Linked DNA regions of Mus musculus: region 1 is linked to region 2. The links are chromatin loops, found by intact Hi-C in ENCODE. Cell type or tissue: gastrocnemius. All regions are shown on one strand.

What was found. A loop is a pair of places that touch in the nucleus more often than their neighbours do. Peaks named below come from ENCODE experiments on the same cell type or tissue, not always from the same donor. Only the 100,000 strongest peaks of a DNase experiment are listed, where the experiment ranks them.
Region 1: a loop joins it to region 2, with 2.7 times the contacts of the local background. A loop is called at or near these places in 2 of 42 quality-filtered maps.

The regions. Positions count from the first base shown.
Region 1 is chr16:24,052,953-24,060,952 of GRCm38, reverse strand. No RefSeq gene overlaps it. Among named protein-coding and RNA genes, the nearest start is that of Gm46545, 26 kb to the left of the region's middle. In gastrocnemius, no CTCF peak of the experiment used is centred here; a DNase peak (open chromatin) is centred at 4,459.
Region 2 is chr16:23,999,194-24,007,193 of GRCm38, reverse strand. It overlaps Gm31527 (a long non-coding RNA gene), which reads right to left. Exons shown (of 2, transcript XR_384770.3): 2 at 7,758-7,880. Among named protein-coding and RNA genes, the nearest start is that of Bcl6, 14 kb to the right of the region's middle. In gastrocnemius, no CTCF peak of the experiment used is centred here; no DNase peak of the experiment used is centred here.

The DNA of each region.
Region 1 (8,000 bases), 54 kb before region 2:
TTTTCCATAAACTTGGTAAGTTATTTCTTCTCTAAAAGGAACATGATAACATTGATTGTTCGCAGAGTGTCTACTTATTTTTGATTTCAGCTCTTCAGTGAGTCTATATGTGAGCCACGTGGTATGTTTTAAGTGTTCAATATGTATTATTTCTTATTCCTCTTGAAGCTCAAAAAGTAGAACATAATAAATACCTTGTTTGTAAGTTTTGTGTTTACTGGTTGCTGTCTACTGCCCTATAAGTAGTTGAGTGACAGGTAAACATAAAATAGTTGATAAAAAGGATTATGTAAAAAAAATAAAGACAGACTTATTGGCATTGTTTAATTATTATTGTTGTTATTATTACTATTATTATTATTATTCATACAAATCACTAAAAATACTTTGCTCCCTGGTGTTTGAAGGCAGAACTAGTTTATCCTCTATCATAGGATTGATACCTGCAGGGGTATCAATCTGAAGTCAGTTGTGAGCGCCACATAGCCATGTTTTAGATACTAAATAGCCCTTAACCATGGACCAAAGAGATAAAAGCCATCAGAGCTAATGAGCTCTCAGCCATCAAGTGAAACTCTTCTCCGATGGGAAACCCAAGACTCAAGTTGGCACTCAAGTGGCTTGCCCAAGAGCTCCTACCTCACAGTGAGCAGCAGCATGAGGGCTGGTATGCATGTCGTCGTGCTTCCTCATCTAGTATTCTCCCACCCTCTGGTTTCCTTCAGTTTAGAGCTCAGCCAGGGCTAGCTACATTTTCCAATGGCGAGAATCTTTATTATCGTACAGTCACTAGCAAGGAAATTTCAAACCCTAGTAAGAATGGAACTGAAACTAGGACAGGGAGATATAGCTCTTTCTAAGCATGGCACATCTGGTCTGCAGTTGGGACCAAGTAAAGACACAGTGGATTGCTTTGCTTTGAGCTTTCCACTTTGTGTTTTGAGAGGACTCCAGGTTTCTTGTCTCTCATTTTTTTCCTCAGGGCAAACATCTTCCCAGGGACCCAATCTATACGTATTTATCGACTAACAGCAGTGAAAAGCCAGGAGAAGTAAATTCATGCCAAAACAGAATGCTGATTGCTTGTCTTTATCTCACTCCACCTCCTCTGGATCTGAAGATGATGAAGAGAGCTGGTTCCAGGCTACGGAGTGATGGGGACCGAACTTGAGAGCCTCTGCTCTCTTGCTCCATTTCCAGCTTCTGTTTCTATGTAGGAGAATGCAACACATCTAGGAAGTGCTCTTCACAGTTCATTTGAGAGCTATCATCCCACCCCTGACTCCTCTGGGTTTTTAGAGTCTTCAGAGCAAGTGGGATGGACAGATGAACTTCAGCAAAAACAGGGACGTTTTCAGAATTTTTTTTCCAAACAAGCCTTTGAACCTGAAGACCTTTGCCCACCTCTATGTGTTTGCTCCTCAAATGTTTAGCCGGGGCTTGCCCATTGTACCCCTCACCTGAGTGAAATTTTAACTGTTTCCTTCACAGTTTTAATTCCCATTTAATTCTCAAATGAGGGTGAACTCATCAGGCTGATATTTAAAAGAAATCTGAGTGAATGTGTCAGCTTGTGCTTGGTTTTCATAGATGAACGGTCCCTTGAGAGAACATACTAAACTGAGCCAGGCAGAGGCCAGGGCATTTGAAGAATGTCAACTCAGCAGTCTGAGCAGGCCAGAGCATTCCAAGAGAAAATCGGGTGTCCCTCCTCCAGCTCTTATCCCTCCCAAGCTGCCGCCATCAATGCAATGCTAATTGCAGTCCTTGAGAAGTAGCTCTGGGTCTATTTATTGCTAGATTTGAAAAAGGCTCTGGAACACAAAACAGACATTACAGTAGAAGACATCAGTTGCAATGAATTAAACAGGTGGCCTGCTTGCCAGAGCCCTGGAGTGATGTGGACTGGGTATCCCTGAGCTGGGAGACCAACTTGGTTAAGGGTGCTTGCTTTGGAGACTCTGCTCTGAAAACCTACAGGAGCATGGAGCAGAAATCCCGGCGATGGGTATGAAGTTTGTAGGACACCCAGCCAGCCTGAAATCAGAGGCAGAGATAAGGAAGTAAGAGTAGGGTTTATATTCAGTTGGCTCTACACACACCCCTGAGCAGGTCCTCCTACCCCCAGCGACAACACACCAGATAAGCTTTAGATCCTTTGTCCACAGTTTATAAGTAAGTGGCTGGCAAGTGAGTGCTCCTGGAAAGAGCAGGGAGGGAGCTGGACACGTGGCTCAGTGGTTAGGTGTACATACAGCTCTTGCAGAGGACATTAGGTTGGTTCCTAGCACTCAACTCTCTCTCTCTCTCCCTCTCTCTCTCTTTCTCACACACACACACACACACACACACACACACACACACACACACACTTACAAGATAAAATAGTCAGAAAGAAAAATCAGGCAAATCCTCTGTATAGAAATGCATCAACAAACTATGAAGACCAAAATCCAAGCCAGGCTGAGCAAGGCAGGTTGGGGCATCAAAAAGATAGAACCCCACATATCACATCAACTGTGACCTTAAATCAAGGGCAGTTTAGAAAGGCCTACATTTGGAGGTAGGCCCCTATGGCTCAAATTACCTCAGTAGCCATAGCCTTCTGTTTCCTGGTCTATCCTCCAGGCTGGCCACCAACTTACTATGTAGGTAACAATAATCTTGGACTTCCCACCTTCTTATCTCTTACCCCCAAGTACTGGGATGGTGGGCTTGTAGTATCACACCATGCTCTTCCTCACATATAACATAGGCATTCCTTCATGTGCATGTGTGTGTGCATGTAGGCACATGGGCAGGTGTAGGTGTATCTGTGTATATCTGATGCATGTGGAGGTCAGAGGTCAACCTCAGGCTTTGTTCCTTGGGAGCCATCTTGTTTCTAGAGACAGAATCTCTCACTGGGACCCAGGACTCACCAGTTATGTTAGCTTGGCTGGCTGGCAAGCTCCAAGGAGCCACATCTCAACTTCCTCAGCAGAGGGAACACAAGCTCATGCCACTACACCTGATTTTAAAACGTGTTTTTATTTTAACAAAGGGAGCAAGCTCAGTTCATCATATTTGCATGTCAAGCACTTACATTCCAGTCCCTCATATCTCCCAGACCTATAAAACGAACATTTTGTCCAAAAGTCTCTGCTTCGTATAGTCGTGAAGACTAAATTAAATAATATTTATGGAAAGTTCATGTTCTGTACCCGGCACAAAGTAGACACTGTATAAATATTTACTGCATTTTAAATGTTTAATTTAAGTAAGATTTAATAGAAACCTTTGTTCCTCTGTGTTCCCCAAACTGGCTTACCCTGTCACCCACTCATAAGCACTACTTGTCACCAAGAGCAGCAAGGAGCACATTATCTCTGGAGACAATATAAATTGGCTCCCGTATTTTTTTCACACTAAGCAAAGGGATTTCAACATGCTGGGAAAAGTCAGAGCCAAAATAAATTACCCCAAAATCCCTCTTCAGCACACACACACACACACACACACACACACACACACACACACACACAGGCACGAACTTTTAAACCTTGGAAATCAGACAAGAGAAGAAAATCGGGGGAGGAGATAGAAAACAAAGCAGGCCCCGCCTCCCACCGGCTCTATCTGCTCCCTTCACAAACACAAGGTGCGCTGTCAGAAGTGCCTTGGGCAAAGTTTGTACTTTGCTTGAATTCTCCCTCGTGTTTACCAAGGTAATAAACCGGTCCTCCACTGCTCCAGGTGTAAAGCTGTTATGAAAAGGCATATTTGTCTTTCACCCCACCTCAGATGCACCGTTCTTGGGACACTGTGCTCTGGAAGAGCAGTGAGAATTTATCTACAGAGAGAGGCACCCAGACTCAGCCAGGGGCTGCTCCAGGTTCGGAATGGAATGTTGAGGCCTGAGTGCCTAATAGTCTCCCTCTTCCTCCCTTTCCATTGATGGCCTCTGTCAGACACCCGCATTTGTCCCCTTTGCCCTGACAAATAACCCAACCTGTCAGGCATTCCCCAGGCACCTCTGTTTAGACAAGTCACATTGTCCTGAGTGCTCCACACGGTCTTTTCCAAAACAGCCCATCATCAGCATGCTATGTTCTAGTTTGACCAGTACAGGTAGGTAAGTGAACTAACTACAGACACCTCTCAGCCTTAAGGCCCTGCCTGAAATGTCCAGGAGCGTCCCCACCACCACCACCACCACCCCTGCAGAGGTTGATCACACCCAGTTGGGTTATCTGAGGCCCAGGCAGAGTGGGAGGAAACTTTCACCCAAATCTCTGACGGAGCTAAATGGCCTGGAACCCACTCAAAATCGTCAGTCGACCAAAATCTTGGCACCCCGAGCAAGAAAGAATGTATGGAAAAGGGCAGGCCTGGAATGCCCGGGCCATTAGCCTAGGCAAGTGGGAGAGCTTCAGGGGGGGTCAGAGAGATGGTGCTGGCTTCAGGCCCTTCTGGCAGACCACCCAGAAACACAGAAGGCACCCAGCGTTAGCACGACTCTGGACACCTTAGCTGCGGACACAGGCAGTTCTCTGCCCTGAGTACAATCTGCCATCGTCTCCCAGCATGGATCTTCTGGGAGGTAATTCTAATTCCTTCACAACGTGGGTTCTCATATTTCCTGAGCCCTTACTAGGTGAAGGAGCTTAGCCAGGGTGGGTGTGGGGTGGGTGTAGTCCATTGTAAGCACTCAATAAATATCTTTGAACCATGAACTAATTCCAGTATTGTTGCTTCAAAAATTATGCCCTCACAAGGTACTTAACCCCTGAGAGCTCAAACTCGATACCTATAAAATGAAAGCCACAGCAGGATCAGAGTGTGAAGAGAGCACTTTGCAAACGCTGGCCAAACTGAAAAGAACTCTGCTAGTTAGGAGGCAGAGCACGTGACTGGATGTGTGGTCTCGTTCCTTCCCACCGGGCTTTCCACTTAGTGCTCCCCTTATATAGCCTAGGAACTTAGTATCACACCCATTCACTGAACACCAACAAAGCACCCAGGGCGAAGCAATGCATGAAACATGTCTGTCTTTGTGCTGCTTAGTCGATGAGGACGGAGAGCAGCAAACAGAAATCCCACGGGGAATGTGCTATTCCTGGGTGTCTAATATTCAGTCATGCACATGCTACTCACTGAGGGCCAATCATTATACAGGTGACCGTTCTCAGCACCGACAGTTCTTTGGGAGACTAAACTAATGAGTCAACACAGCTTACCCCTCACTCCTGTGACAGTCCTGGCTAGGCATGCCAGTTGCTGCAGCAACTCTAGTGCACTTAGTCATCCAGGTGCTCAACGTCCTTTCATCTTGTGCCTCCGCCATTCCCCGGGGCCTTGTCAGAAGGTGAAACGGGTAGGAATGGGCATGGGAGGTCTTCAGAGTCAGGCTGGAGGCCACATCATATACTTCAACTGGAGTTCCATCAAGCAGTGCTCAGGCCCATCTAACTACAAAGGATCTGAAATGATCCCTCCTGGTTTCCAAGAAATCCCAGGTGTGGGGAAACAGCCACCATGATGCTGATTACAAAGACTGACAGGTCAGCCAGTACCCTGCCTTCAAAGGGCTTAGCTCTGGGGTAGGGGCTAGGGAACGTGCTAAACAAGGACACACGTAACAAGCAAGACCATCTCCTGTAATGTAGAGATAATAACGCTGAGATGCTAGGGTGCCCGGAGTGGGGTCAAGTCCCTGCTTGAGATGGGGAAAAGGGTAATCTGACAACTGACAGAGGTTTCAGATGTTTGACTGACTGACAGGGTGCCTGCCTGAGGACAGACAACTAAAAACCCCCATGAGAACAAATTAAGAGAGACTACCAAGGGGCATGCCGTGTGAGGAGCCACCCTCACGGTGAGAACTCAGCAAATGGTAGCTTGCCCTGCTGTGGAAGAAGAGGTACCACCAAAGAAGGGCAAAGAAGACAGGGAAGGATCATACTGCAGAGTGCTATAGAAGCCAGACTTTTAAGAAAAAAAAGTGAGTTTCAAACACAAATGATGTATGCATACCCACTTCCACCTACACAACATATCCATTAACCCATTCATTTCCCGTCTCCAGCTTTGCCACAGAGTTCCACATCAGTAGGCTTCTAATGGAGATGCAACCTTAGGATGCTTGAGAAGCCAGGAGGAGCCTTGCCTTTTCTACTTCAACAGAAGGGCTTCTTCAGCTGGGGTCTGTTCCCCTTGTGACTCCTGCTCCTGCCGAACAGTCCCACCGTGGTCCAGCTTCCTCGAGGAGATTCTGGCCTTTGGACTCCAATAATGTGACCTCCTTTCTTTATCCCACTGGCCTAACCAAGTGCCAATGGAACAGCAACTGTTCTTGCTAATGCCTGTACTGACTTCTTAGCCATTCAGTCATCTGTGTAGCCAAGAGCTGCCTGCAGCTCCCTCTGAGCAGACATATGAAATGGCTTCAGTTCCTTAGACTCTAGCGACCGATGCAAAGCACATGACTTGGGAAAGCCCCTCATGGAGGTGCCAGCCTAGCAGGTGCCAGATCCACACTCAATGAATAGGTTTCTTACTGCTGTTGCAACCATACACATTTATTATTGTGCAGTTCCGGGCATCAGAAGTCTGGGTCCCACAGAGCTAAACTCCACCAAGTGGTACTGGAGAATCTGTTGGCTGACCCAGCCCTTGGTTCACAGTCCTCTTGCCTCTCTTTAAGCAAGCAATGGAGGTGGAACCATGATTAAGAGGCCGCCTCTCTGTTTTGACCCTGCTGGTTGCTGTTCATGGGTGTATGAATGTAATGACACTCGGGTTCCACAGACAACCCGCATATATTCCCATTGGAAACCAGTTGCCACAGGCCTAGTTCTACCAGAAACTTTACTTGACCCTTGCCATGTGAAATAACACTTTCATAGGTCCCCAAAGTTAGGACAAGGACATCTGTGCGGAGCATAATTCTGCCTGCAGGATCACGACTAAGCTAGAACGGGGGAGGGGTCAGAGGGTTTGCTAGAGGAGACAGCAGCATGGCTTCCTATGAGGAACATATGAGAACCTACACCTATGAGCTGAAATGAAAGTAGGGACAAGAACACTTTGGTGCCTTGGGTCAGGGATTTTTTTTTTTCTCGAGATGGCTGAAGCATGACTTGCTGTGACTAAGTCCTCAGTGCGTGTTCTTGCTTGCCATGCCTGGGATGTGATAGAGCGACACGGCTCCCGTTTGTCTCTCACTCAGGATGGCACGTAGGTTTCTTATTTTCCCAGAAAAAAAGGGTTCATTGTGGAAAGGGGAGTGGGTGAAGGCAAACTGTCGGCTGCCACACGTGAGGCCCATCAGTTGCAATTCAGAGACAACTGGAGTTGACGCAGGCATTCCTTCCAAATGTAATCAAACGCCTCCTGTTGCCAGACGATGTGTTATTCAGTGGGGATCTGGTGAGGGTTGGTGAGAATCTGAGATGCCTTCTGTAACTTCATCAGATGGGTACTGGGAGGAGACGGATAACAGAGGGGGGACTTACTGCACTGGCAAGTTAACTTCCTAACTGTTGTGATCTCCAAGAGGCCCTTGTCACTGACAGCTGAGGAAGACATCGATAGAGAGGTGGGGAGTGATTCCATTCTGGTGAGAGAGTAAGCCATGGATGGGCAGGACCCACAGCACAGACACTCAAGGAACACCCTGTGCTCTGCTCCCCATTTCTGCATGTCGAGGATAAGTTCAAAGAGGACAGAGTTTGGGTAAGAATAGATAGGCTGGCTTTTTCTATTTTGAGCAACCTCTATGGAAATGAATTTCTTAATCTGCCTCATTTGAACTGGAATTCACACACACACACACACACACACACACACACACACACATACACACACTGACTCAAATACACATACACTGTTACCTAGCAGAATAAGATGAGGAAATCTTTGTCGACTGAGCTGTGCAGAAGGGAACATCTCTCGTTAGGATCCCGAGCCGGGGTGGTTGTTTTAGTAGCTACAGCCAAGAGACCTCAGGTCTGTCCGCT
Region 2 (8,000 bases):
CCGATTGCACCCTCACACCGGGCAAGGCATGTTCTCTCTGCTCATCTACTATTCTCAAATGATCTAAGAAGTCCATTAAGTCAGCGTTTCTCAACCTGTGGGTCATGACCCCTTTTGGAATTAAATGACCCTTTCACAGGGGGCACATATCAGATATCTTGCATATGAGATATCTACAGTATCCTTCCTAACAATAGCAAAGTCTCGATTATGAAGTAGCAATGGAAATAATTTTATGACTGGGGGGCCACCACAACAAGAGGCCCATAGCATTAAGAAGGTTTGAAAACCATTGCATTAAACACATCTTTCTAGTCCTCCTCTCTACTTTAGACAGATGGCTGAGATCATGCTAGCATATAAAAGTCCAGCCTTAATGTATATGTGCATCGATATACCTTGCTACATTAAATCCTCAATATATAACTTACATGGTAGCAGTTCCTTTTCCCTTTCCAAAGGAGTAAGCCAAAGCCTGCACCCTAGAAAGAGATAATGATGTCTAACATGTAGTGGAGACTCTTTAGGAAGACTTGACAGCATGTAGGAATGAGCTCTTTCACTGGAACTAACTATAGCCTTGATATATCACATGCAATTTTTTCAATGTTTTCTTCCTGTGCGTATTTTCTTCTAGCACCGAAAACTTTAGTTGTCTTTCTTTCTTATTATCCTTTGAATAATGTTGCCTTTGTGGGCTGAGATCACAACTCTGCTAAGAGCTAGGATAGAATCTGGAAGACAAAACAAAACAAAACAAAACACAGAGTCCTCTGAACTAGCTCCCTGACCAAACATGCACAAACAAATCTGACGATGCTTGGGAACCCAGCCCTTGCTGCGGGAATTTTCACTCATCTCTTGATTGCATTTCTTTCAGCATTTGATGTACTTGCTGCTGAATCCACGATAGAGCCAGCTCTGTTCTCTGGACACTGATTTTATAGTCTCCCTGGAGGCTCTCAAACTGTCCCCTATGAAATGGTCCTTACTAAGCTGTACCCGGTGTGACCGTCAGTACAGTACAAGGTGTTGTTCTTATTGCAGCAATAGACCGAGCCCGGGGTATTATTGGCAGCCTTGTTCCTAGCCATTTCCAAACAGACACAAAGCCCAGCTTCAACTCATTCTAATAATGGAATTACATTTTTGAAAGCGCCAAAGCCAGTTTTCATATTTAAATATTGACTTTCACCACACGGGAAAGGGTGGCTAAATATACGAGTGACTGGAAGATTTTTGGCAAAGATATTAATTGGGATTTTTCCATTGTCAAAGAGGCTATCTAAGAGAGAACTCACAGGTAAAGCTGTGGATTATTAGGGTTCCAGGGTTCTGAGAGTCAGAAATCAGAGCAGATGCTGTATGTGAAGCCTAGCATGCCCCATAGGAGCCCCCAGCTTCCCAGAAAGGATCCAGGCTTGAACTCTGTCTCCTTTGAGAGGCAAGAAGATCCAGTACACAAGACTACTGTGGAGGTGATATTAGAACACTGTCTGTCCATGCTCCCTCCCCTTGACCCACACTTTGAAACTCTGCACTTCATTCAAAAGGGGTCTAGAATAACATCTAAGTGTAGGCTGCAGATTTTGGGGGTTCAGACCCCAGCTGTGCTATCTGGACCTTCACATTTCTATCCATCTGTTTCCAGTCTATCAGATAGGGGTGACACCACCAATACCACCACCCATTGCATTATGATGACTGAATAAATCATAAATACAAACTATTTTTATAACAGTCCAAATTATGTGCTGTGATAAAAAAAAATGGGCTAATTATTTCAAAGCTTACTGGTTTCGTGTCTGTTATTTCAAGGATATGTTCATTATTTTACTTTATTTCAATGTTATGCTCAACTCTCATACCTCAGATCTTTCTGTCTAAAGCAGTCATGTACTTGTATTCAACCAGAGGATATTGCTGGTCTGTGACAGCTGTGGTGACTGTTTTTGTTTTTGATAACCCCCTCCTGAACCAATCTGGGAGCACAAGAGACAGAGGCTAACTAACTCTTTAACCTCTGTATATATGGTCAGTTGTGGGTTTCTGTAACATTCTCCATTTGTTGCACAAAGGCGGTTTCTTCACAAGAGGTAAAGACTACTCTTATCTGCAGGTAGAGGGACCAATACTTAGAATGTAGTTAGGGACTTTACTGTTTTAATAAAGTGGTGATTATAGGTTTCTCTTCCAATCGTCATAACTTTGCCAGCCCCGAGTAGCTTTCTAGTACCCAGTGTGATCTCCCTCTCGTTGATCAGGTCTTAGTCCAATTAGATAGCTATTGGGTACTGACTGCCAAGGTATGTGTGCCAATACTGTACCTTTAGGGTTCCTGGGTCATACTAATGGTTATATTACCATAACACAATTATTTTTTAAAGACTAAAAAACATTACAATCAGTTATACTCTAACACATAAAATACTCACAGCAAATGTATTTGTACAAAAACCAGAAAGATAAACCAAGATATTACAAAAAAGTTGAATAGAAGTTCCTATTCACTGGTAGCCTTTTATTCAAAACATGCATTAGATAGATAAACTGCTTAACCTACATGTCAGGTCGAGATTAAGAAAAGGGAAAGAGAAGAAAAGAATGATCTTAATCTTTACATATTGGAATTCAAAAGGAAAGCATTCAATTACAAGCTAATTGCTAATTGGACTTGAGTGCTAAGTAATAGGGACTCAACAGGGACTTATAAAAAAATGTGCGTCTCCTGTAATGCTCTGCCAGTGCCTGGAAAATACAGAAGTAGATGCTCACAGCTATCCATTGGATGCAGCACAAGGTCCCCGATGAAGGATCAGGAGAGAGTACCCAGGGACCTGAAGGGGTCTGAAGCTCCACAGGAGGAACATCAATATGAAATAACCAGTACATTCAGAGCTCCTTGGAACTAAACCACCAATCAAAGAAAACACATGGTGGAACTTGTGGCTCTAGCTCTATATGTAGCAGAGGATAGCCTAGTCTGTCATCAAGGGGAGGAGAGGCCCTTGGTCCTATGAAGGTTCTATGCCCCAGTATAGGGGAATGCCAGGACCAGGAATGGGAGTGGGTCAGTTGGGGAGCAGGAGGAGTGGGGAGGAGACAGGGGATTTTCGGAGGGGAAATTAGGAAAGAGGATAACATTTGAAATGTAAATAAAGAAAATATCTAAAAATAAAAAATAAAAATAAATGTGTGCTAGGCTCAGTCATTATGCTGAAGTTTAATACAGTGGTTCCCAACTTTCCTAATGCTGCAGTCCTTTAATACAGTTCTTCATGTTGTGGTGACCCCAACATAAAATTATTTTTGCTGCTACTTCATTATTAGCCACTGTTATGAATTTTAATGTAAATATCTGCTATGCAAGATATCTGATAGGTGACCCCTGTAAAAGGTCCATTTGACCTCCAAAAGGGTCTCAACCCACAAGTTGAGAACCACTGAAGTAGACCTAGCAAATTGTCCAGTTATTTCCATCACAAATGACCACACCGAATGTTCTGATAAGTAAGGAATCAAGAAGATGACGCCTTCTTGACTTAAATGAAGTGGAGAAGTCAGTTCTGAGAGTGTGTGGTGATTCACACACAGTGGCTGTGATTATAAAACGAAGAAAAGGTGGTGGCTGTAACCCACATCTACAGAGCTGGATCCAGACAGAGGATTTGTCGGCCTCAATCATTTTAATGTCAATCCTTGAGACTACATTATGAGATGAAGAAAGTTCTCAAGCCAATGGAGTTGGCTATTCTCACCAACCCATTTTTGCCAGGGAGTTCATTTGTTTGACCCAATTTCTCTATAATTGAGAAGTTTGTATTTCTAAGGACCACTTCACCCTTACTGTTTTGGAGAAATTGTTCCGGTAAAAGTGGGACTCACACTATAGTTCATATTGCCTGAGAACTCACTATAATCTAGGGTACCATTAACCTCACCACATCTTTTCCCAGACTTCTGGGGGCTGTTATAACAGGAGTGAGCCACAACTTTTGGCTTGGTTCTTTTTTGTTGTTATGGTTTTAAACTGTCTAGTACAAAACTCAACTGTTTCCCCTACTATCAAAAATTGATGGATCCCAAATTTGTATCTCCAAACTGGTATTTTTTTTTATACTCAAGTCTTGAATATTCAATTGCATCCCTTAAAATATCTACCACAGAGACATTGTAAACATATCATGTTCAAAACTGAGTTTTGAACAATTCTCACCCACCCCAAAATATTTCTTTACCCTGTTAATCCTTGAACTGCCTAATCAAATAAAAATTGAGATTTTTATTGTTAGCTCTACTGCCTTTGCACTCGCCACAGATCAGTGTGATCTGTTGCTAAATCCTGTCTATTCTTACTTGGCAGTGTGTATCAAGTCTTTGATACACACTTACTGCTTACTGGCTTGCTCCTCATGCCTTGCTCCTATGCCTCACCATCTACAAGGCTAACTCCTTAGTCTATGTTAGTGCCTCTCATACCAGGGATCTTACAATGGCCTTTTAAAAAGTTCCCTTCTGGAATCTTTCTTCCACTGAACAGGTAGAATTACACGCTGACTAGTTTGATTTGCTTGTCTACTTGTCACAAGCTGAGGTCATTTAGGAAAATGAAATGTCAACCGAGGGAAGGGGGAACACCACAAGATGGGCCCATAGGCAAGAATGTAGGCGATTTTCTTGATTAATGATTGGTGTGTGAGGGCTCAGCCTACTGTGGGTGGTGCCACTTTTGAGTGGGTTGTCCTGTGTTGTATAAGAAACTAGGCTGAGAAAGGCATGAGGAGCAAGCCAGTAAGCAGCCCTCTGCTTCAGTCCCTGCCTCCAGGTTCCTGCCTTGACTTCCTCTGATAGTGTAAGCCTCAAGTCAAATCAAACCTTTCCCTCCCAGGTTGCCTTTGGTCTTGAGGCTTTATCACAGAAACAGTATGCAAAGTTTGTCTTAAGATAAAAGTCAGATCTGTCTACCATCTTGCTAACAACCTTTCACGAAATCTTGGGCATTTGGAATAACCTATAAAGTCCTAACTGTGACCTATGAAGAGCTATATATGAATAATCTCCCTCCTGATCCTCTGCCTAGCTCTCCTCTGCCATGCCAGCCCCTTCCAACCGTTGGAACCAACCATGAACTTACTCTGTAACGTTTCACTCTTGTTTTCTTGGCCTGAACATGTTCCCTCCCACTTTTGGCCTGGCCCAAGGGAGCCTTCTCTTTATAATTTCATATAAAAGTGTACTTAACAGATATCCCTGTTGACCATTGTTGAGAAAGTACTTCCAAGTGGGTGACCAAACTCTTTGTGTTCTGACCTCCTCATATCTTACAACTTGGACAGTCCCAGTCTCCCAGTTACAGTGCTGATAAGGGCATACCTTGTACAGGAGTTCCTTTGCTTTGATCTACTTAGATATGGATTCATCTGGGGCAGGAATCAGGCACCTACAACTATGGTTGGGTGAAAGGTTTCAGGAATGGGATGATAGGATGGGGAAATAGTGAACCATTGTGGGAGATGACTGTCCTTGCACAATGTGGAGATTGTCTAGGATCCTAATTTTTGTGGTGGTTCACCCATTTTCAGTTTTTAGACCACATACAACAATATTCTTCCCTCTTTATTTCTAGGAATCTAAAAATAAATAGTCTATTGATCCTGGGCTTGGTGATGACCAAAGTGGCAGGGGCAGGCAGGCAGGCTTCAAATGATATCCTCATGCCTGCCACCTTTATCCCTTTGCAGGTGTGTGGCCCATTCATTCCTGTGGAATACCCTGATTCTTCTGTTCCAGTTTGTACTTACTGGAGACTATACAAAGCATGGGGTGGGCCTGACCTAGTAGCACAGAACTTTAATCTCAGAACTTGAGATGTAGAGGAAGGAAGGTCAGATCTTCGAGGCCAATCTAGGCTATATGATGAGTTTAGAGTCAACCTTTGAGAGAGAGGACTAGAGGAAGGAGGAGACAGCCTGTTGCAGGAAATGTTAAAAAAAGAACTGCCAAGTTCCCTAGATCCAGAGGGAAGGCTTTAAAATTTATATTTTATTTATTTAGTTTTGTGCTGTATATGCACATGTGCATTTGGCTGTGTGTGCATTCGTATATACATGCAGGGGAAAGCTAGAGATTGATCATTGAGTATCGTCCTTGATCTTCCTTAACTGTTCTCTTCCATGTCTTTTGGGGCAGCATCTTTCACTGAACCCAGAGTACATCAATTCATCTAGGCTTGATGGCCATTGAGCTCAGGACCTGTCTTCACCCATGCATCCAGTATTCCACAGGGCCCGGCTTTTATATGGGTACTGAGTCTCTGATTTGGGTCTTGATGTTTGTGTCTCTAACAGAGCCATCTCTCTGGCCACCAAGATGGGCTTTTAAACATTGTATGAGTGTTTATTGGGGGAGGTACATGTGCATCTACGTGGGAGTGTGCGTTGCATGCACATGGAAACCAGAAGCCGACAGTCAGGTGTCCTCTTTGAATGCTCTTCACCTTGTGTTTGAAGACAGGATCTCTCACTGAACCCAGTGCTCACCAATTGGCCAGGCTGAGGATGGACCTGACTCCTCCTGCCTTCCTTCTCTGTCCCCACATGCACACTAGGTTATTGAGTCACACCACCCTTGCCATGGTTTTCACATGGCTGTTGGCTATCCCAACTCAGGTCTTCACACTCAAGCATCGGGCACTTCATCTTTAGCCATCTCGGTAACCTCACAAAATGTGCTGTTGCCTCTCTCCCCTCAACACCTATGCTTTGATTCTTATGGAGTGCCTCTTTTATTTACTGTAATGTCCTGGGGGTGGCTCTGTATTTGCTGTAGAAAGAAAAAGGATAGATTAAAACTCCACCATGAGATGGAGTTAGACCAGGATTTTTTTTTCCTGTCATTTAGGGTTTTCTGGTAGATAATTATCCTGCCTCATTATTTTGATAACTCACTCATCACTTCAATTGCTTTAAAATGCTGTAAGCAGCTGCCTTGCCGATCTTAGAACACAGGCCCAATCAATTGGAATTTTACTGTACATTTTTCTAAGAGTAAAGTTAGCTCAGAATAATTGCTTTTTTTCCTGTTTGGGTGTAGGAAAGGTGTAGGGAGGAGCTAAAGTAAAAGAGAGAGGAAGAAAGGGGAAGAATGTACCAGAAACAAGGATCTAACACTGGATTTCAGTTCCCACTACAGGAAAATGGTTCATTTCCAATTCTGCATTTCAAGAACAAAAAGACTTTCTGATGATCTTTTCAGATTTTTTCTTTGGATCAGTGTTTATCTTTAGCTGAAATGTATATCTTCCAGTACTTAAAGGCTTAAATCATTTGAGGAAGTGAAATCATCATATTTGAGGATGGTTGCAAAGTCAAGACTGGGCACTTGAAACGCAGATTTTCTAGATACAATATGAGTCTCCGGAGGTGTTACCAAATAACGGAATGCCTTCCCCTGACTTTGGTGCTTTCCAGTCTGGCTAGTCATTCACCAACCACTCTAAATGATGATGTTTGGATCGCCTTCCCCTCTGGTGCCCTTAATTCTCCTGACATGCTATTAAGTTCTCCCTTCATTGAAATGACAACCTTAGAGAACAAGAAACTGAGATCCCGAGAACTTAGTCAACTGTGGAGCTTCTAACTGTCATGTGGTGTCCTCAGACTTCACACTGAATTCTCTTTCGGTTCTTCCTTCTTCAACTTAGTCAACGTCTTTTAAGTGAGCATTGGCTGTCAAACATACCACTGAGAAAACAGAACTGAACCACCTCTGATCTTGAGTTTATTCTTCAAGACAGAGATCAAGGCATAGAGGCTGGAGTGCAGAGTGGAGGGAACTGCATGGCTCTCTAGGGAATCCTCAGGAGTCTGGTGTGGACAATTCTGTGTATGAGATTGGAAAGAAGTTAGCCCGAATGGCGGAATTCTTTAAGCATCTTGTCCTTGATTCTTAATTCACCTTCCTAAATTACAGCCTCTACCAATCTTTTTCTGTCCATTTTG